Linked DNA regions of Homo sapiens: region 1 is linked to region 2. A link is an interaction called in ENCODE POLR2A ChIA-PET data of the cell type or tissue named here. Cell type or tissue: Caco-2. All regions are shown on one strand. Links, peaks and the distances in the headings refer to the core of each region. The heading gives the core; the rest is flanking DNA.

Evidence for each region. Peaks named below come from ENCODE experiments on the same cell type or tissue, not always from the same donor. Only the 100,000 strongest peaks of a DNase experiment are listed, where the experiment ranks them.
Region 1: POLR2A ChIA-PET joins it to region 2 with 16 read pairs; 2 of 35 experiments call an interaction of 5 or more read pairs at or near these places.

The regions. Positions count from the first base shown.
Region 1 is chr22:42,223,816-42,226,719 of GRCh38, forward strand. The region is part of intron 1 of TCF20 (transcription factor 20); the gene reads right to left. Among named protein-coding and RNA genes, the nearest start is that of TCF20, 45 kb to the right of the region's middle. In Caco-2, for the core only: no CTCF peak of the experiment used is centred there; no DNase peak of the experiment used is centred there.
Region 2 is chr22:42,291,598-42,294,501 of GRCh38, forward strand. It overlaps a transcript of TCF20 not described here. Among named protein-coding and RNA genes, the nearest start is that of TCF20, 22 kb to the left of the region's middle. In Caco-2, for the core only: no CTCF peak of the experiment used is centred there; a DNase peak (open chromatin) is centred at 1,754.

The DNA.
Region 1 (2,904 bases), core at 176-2,675, 68 kb before region 2:
AAGATCTGCTCAGTGACTTAATATTTCATACTCTATGTCCTGTTTGCACATGGGCAGAGCCTATATTTTTCTCAGTGGCTAAAAGTTATCTTAGTGTAATAGGACTTCAGAATAAAATGAAGTGTAATGAAGGTGCTGGCTTCCTCCCTGACTTGGGAGATCAGAAGAGTCTGAAAGCAACTCAGAATTCGCAAGTCAGTTCCTTGTCTAGAAGGAAAGAAACCCACAAGAATGCTGCATATCTAAAAAGATTGCTTTCTGGGTGTCAAAACTCATATTAGCCATGTAAGCCATAAAAAATATCCACCTTGAATCATGACCAAATACATGCAGGCAAAAACTAGGGGGATAAATTTGTAACTATTACATTTCCTGGCCAGGCGCAGTGGCTCACGCCTGTAATACCAGCACTTTGGGAGGCCGAGGTGGGCGGATAACGAGGTCAGGAGATTGAGACCATCCTGGCTAACACAGTGAAACCCCGTCTCTACTAAAAATACAAAAAAATTAGTCGGGCGTGGTGGTAGGCACCTGTAGTCCCAGCTACTCAGGAGGCTGAGGCAGGAGAATGGCGTGAACCTGGGAGGCAGAGATTGCAGTGAGATCGCACCACTGCACTCCAGCCTGGGCAACAAGCGAGACTCTGTCTCAAAAAAAAAATTTCCTAAAAAATTTAAAAGATGATATCCCATCTGGTTAGGTTAGGCTAAAGCTGGTACAAAAAAAAAAAAAAAAAAAAAAAAAAAGCACCATAAATGATTATGACTCTTGGAAAAGAAAACTGGTAATAAAACAGTCAACCAAACAAAAAAACAAAATACCAACATATTCACTCCAGTAATATGTATTAGAAGAAAAAACTGGCAACAACCTATTTGAAAATTGATTAAACAAATTATGGTATATCCACTCAAAGAAATAGTACATAATCATTTTAAACAATTGCAAAGACTCTAGCACCATAGAAAATTACATAGTATCAGATGAAAAGAGCAGCTCACGTAAACTTATACCTGTGCTATGATTATAACTATCTGAAAATGAGGCATTCATTTAGTCCCAGGCCAAAGGGAATAATGGAGAAAAAAGGAAAACTTCTGGACTATCCAAGATGGCAGTGTTGTGGAAGTATTTTTTCCCCTTTTCATTTCTATTTACATTAATTTTTGTGTAGGAAATAATCACTTTTTTTTTTTTTTTTTGAGACAGAGTCTTACACTGCACTGCTGGAGTGCAGTGGTGCAATCTTGGCTCACTGTAGCCTCTGCCTCCCAGGTTCAAGCAATTCTCCTGCCTCAGCCTCCCAAGTAGCTGAGATTACAGGTGCCTGCCACCACGTCCGGCTAATTTTTGTATTTTTAGTAGAGACAGCATTTCGCCATGTTGGCCAGGCTGGTCTTGAACTCCTGACCTCAAGTGATCCACCTGTCTTGGCTTCCCAAAGTGCTGCGATTACAGGGTGAGCCACAGTGCTCAGCCAAAATGTCATTAACCTCATTTAAAAATTACAACCCTTAGGCCGGGCGCGGTGGCTCACACCTGTAATCCCAGCACTTTGGGAGGCCGAGGCGGGTGGATCATGAGGTCAGGAGATCGAGACCATCCTGGCTAACAAGGTGAAACCCCGTCTCTACTAAAAATACAAAAAATTAGCCGGGCGCGGTGGCGGGCGCCTGTAGTCCCAGCTACTCGGGAGGCTGAGGCAGGAGAATGGCGTGAACCCGGGAGGCGGAGCTTGCAGTGAGCCGAGATTGCGCCACTGCAGTCCGCAGTCCGGCCTGGGCGACAGAGCGAGACTCCGTCTCAAAAAAAAAAAAAAAAAAAAAATTACAACCCTTGAACTATCTCAACAGTATCAGAGCTTTATCTGTTCCTACTGACAGCAAAGTGCTGCTCTGCCCAAGGGAAAGAAATAGAGGCACAGGGGACCCCACAAGTCAGAAGCAGGAGGGAAGGGAGGAGCCTGCCAGACAGGACCTCTACTTCAGGAAACCTGGTGCCAATGCCACACACAGGGTTGTTGGACACCACAGTGCCCAGGCAAGTGTGCACACAGGGTCACTAGCTCAAAATTATTTTTTGAGAATCAGGCCTAAAGTCAGCTGAATTCCAACCCACAGTCGGCAGGCCTATTATTAGGCATAATTTCAAACAGCCAAGAGGCTGCAAGCATCCTATATCCACCACATGCTTCTGTAACTCTGCAAGGAGATGCTATAAATCTGCTCCTGAGCAGACCAAAGGCACCTGGGCCCTATCCTGGCCCCACCCCCACTCCATGGCTATCTGTCTTATTTTCACAGGGGCATCCCAAGATCACTTCAGATGACCACATATGTGAGCAGGATGGCCAAACAGTTCCCAAAAAGGGGGCAGGAGAAGGGTGGGAGCAGGACATCTCTGGGGCTAGCTAGAGGCTCCTGTGGGATTTTCTTAAATGCTGAGCGTAGGGGCTTCTGAGATGTCATTGAATATATTTTTTCATTCAAAGGTTGTATTAATACATAATTTCTAAACCTTCAGAGGCAAAAGGGAGGTAATTAGTGTTGCCACTTATAGGCTAAAAGGATGTTCCATTTTATAATTCATTCAAATATAATTTTGAGGCCGGGCCTGGTGGCTCAAGCCTGTAATCCCAGCACTTCGGAAGGCTGAGGCAGGCAGATCACACCTGAGGTCAGAAGTTCAAGACCAGCCTGGCCAACATGGTGAAATGCTGTCTCTACTAAAAATACAAAAACTGGCCACATACGGTGGCGGAAACCTATAATCCCAGCTACTCAGGAGGCTGTGGCAGGAGAATCGCTTGAACACAGGAGGTGGAGGTTGCAGTGAGCCAAGATCACGCCACTGAACTCCATCCAGCGTGGGTGACAGAGTGAGATTCTGTCTCTTAAAAAGAAA
Region 2 (2,904 bases), core at 197-2,696:
ATGCAGCAAAGGCAGCCCCTGCATGGGGAATCAGAGGAGAGCAAGAAGGGTGTGGCTGAGAGGGGAACAGATGGGGTGCTGGGCAGGACTGCTGTGGATCCAGGTGGATCCTGACCCGGCTGCCTGGCCTAGCCCAGGCTGGGCAAAGGTGGAGTCCTGGGGCCACAAGATGCCTAGGAGGGGCCTCTTGAGCCAGGGTCTCCTGATTCTGGTCCAGAGCACAGATACACACAAAGGCAGCCCAGCCTAAAGAAGCAAGCAGAAGGGCTAGCGTGAGGGGGTGGGGCCCTACCCAATTCCTTTCCAGCACAGATTAAGAGCATCCAAGTTGAAACCACAGATGTGAGGGAGGAAGGTCAGGCCCCTGGCTCCATGATCCTCCCTGACAACAGCCAGCACCTATTGTCTCCTGCCCCTGTGGACCTGAGGTCTCTGACCTGGGTAAAAGCAGGCACCTCTCACACACCACCCCTCGTATGAGACCCGTGAGCACTAATGGGGCCTCACTCCCATTTCTTAGATAAAGAAACTTAGCACAGCACCCATAGGCCCTCCTGTCATGCTGGGCTCTCTGCCCATAGTCTCACAGGGTATGGACGAGGGTCAGCACCCCCATTTTGCAAGAAGAAAGCTCACCCAGGTCCCACGGCGGTAGTAGGCAATACCTTACAGTTCCCAGGGTTGGGCCTGCGTGTTCCGTGTCCTGATCCGCTGAGGCCCCAGTGCTAAAATCAGGCCACGTGCACTAGGTCAAGGATGCCACAGAAGGAGCCCTTTCTGGCCTCATCCTGCCCTGCAGTCCCCAAACATGGTTCTGTGCCCTGGACTCACTTGACAGATGAGGAATCCGAGGCAGAGCTGGGACTCAGCTAGGACCCAGCACATACGCTGAGGATAGGGACATAACAAGGGCTCAGCCTGGCCCTCAATGAGGTAACATCCTGCGTGTCAACTGTAACCAAGGTAGGTTGTGAGATGCCAGAAGAGTGGGCAGCACGGTGGCCTGGATAAATCCCAGAAGGCATCCCAGAAGAGGGGGTGTTTAAGCAGGAACTTGGAGGACAAGGAGGCCTGTTTGAGCTGCAAAGCAGCACACACCTGGGACACAGGACCCCACGGCTAGGAAGACAAGGCTCGGATTGGATTCTCAGGCCTCTCTGCTCCCAGCCAGCCCCTCTGCGCCTCCAGGGCCGGCCGAGCACTAGCCCAGGCCCAGGAGAATCTACTGAATGACCGGGTCTCAGCTTGAGCGGCACAGACACATGGCTGGTGTGACCCTTCCACTGTCCCCAGCGCTGGATACTAGATCCCACATCCCCCTCCCACTCTGTCCTGCCCACCAGGAGTGGCGGGGTTTGAATTTCAGGAGCTGGGCCTCATAGGCAGGGCAGAAAGGCCAGGGAGTGGGGCCCAGCTCTGGGGCAAGGCAGGGCAGGATACAAAGCCCCGGGGCCAGCTCCCAGCAGGAGGCCTCCTGGCCAGGCCCAAGCCCAGGAGGAGGCCAAGTGTCCTTCCTTGGCACCTTCCCTAAAAGATTCAATAGTGTAGTGTTGGCCCCCCAGCCCCTCGAATAGGGGGAAGATCCAAGGTCAGACCCAGCTTCTCCACTCCTGGCTGACTCTGAGCAAACTGCCACCCTGCTCCAGCCCCAGTGTGCTCAACTGAAACAGGAGCTGGATACACCTGTCTTGCAAGGTTATTGCCAGGATTCAGAGTATTGTCCCTAGGTGGGTGCCAAACAAAAAGGGCAAAGGTCAGCTCATTCCCTAGGGCTCGGCATTCAGACAGACCCAGGGGAATAAAACCAGGTGGTTTCCTGGAGGTGGGAATTCCCATTTGACCTCCTTTATCCTGCATGACTACCTGGGGAGGGTGGTTCTCATTCCACAAATGAGAGTCTGAGGACAGCGGGGTGAGGGGGCTCAGCCAAGGTCACAGAGCTCCCAATCTCAGGTGTCCCTGCCTGACTCTGTAAGGGGGTATCTTCAGGCTATGGGAAGGGGAGGGTAGGGAGGAGGCCTGGGGCACCTTAACCAGCCCACTGGCCAACCCTAGCCTAAGGGCAGGCCTGGGGAGGCAAGAGGCTTAGCCCCCAGCTTGGAGTAAGAAAAGAATGCCCTCAGGCTGGGCGCGGTGGCTCAGGCCTGTAATCCCAGCACTTTGGGAGGCCAAGGCGGGCAGATCACGAGGTCAGGAGTTTGAGACCAGCCCGACCAACATGGTGAAACACCGTCTCTACTAACATTACAAAAATTAGCCGGGTGTGGTGGCATGAGCCTGTAATCCCAGCTACTCAGGAGGCTGAGGCAGGAGAATCGCTTGAACCCTGGAGCCGGAGGTTGCAGTGAGGCAAAACTGCACCACAGCACTCCACCCTGGGCCACAAAGGGAGACTCCGTCTCAAAGAACGCCCTCAGCTGCCCATGTCTCCATTTGGGCTCTCACAGGGGCTTGTTTTGAAAGCCAGGAAGTGATAGAGCCCTAGGACAGGAGCCAGGAAGAGCCTGGGAAGTGGGAACATCCCCGCAGGGCCAGCCTCACAGTGGGGAATCCTCCCTCCCCACACACACACCCGCCAGCCCGCTCCACCCCGGTCACATCCTGCCACTGCACCTGCAGTGCGGTGCATTAATAGAGCACAAACCCTGCGTGCACTACACTGGCAGGCACCTGCCAATCTCAGCCCGCGACCCCGCCCTAGCCCCCTCTCCCGGAGGACAGATAATTCTCTTGCTCTCCCAGCCTGACAAAATAACTAATGCTAACTCAATAAAGTTCCCCTTGAAGGTTTTTAATTACCAGACTGTGCTGAAGACTAAAGACTCCAGGAGCGGGAGGGAGGCCAGGGAAGGCTGCTGGGGGTCGGCGTGGCAGAGGCAGGGAAGTCACTGGCAGGCAGTGCTC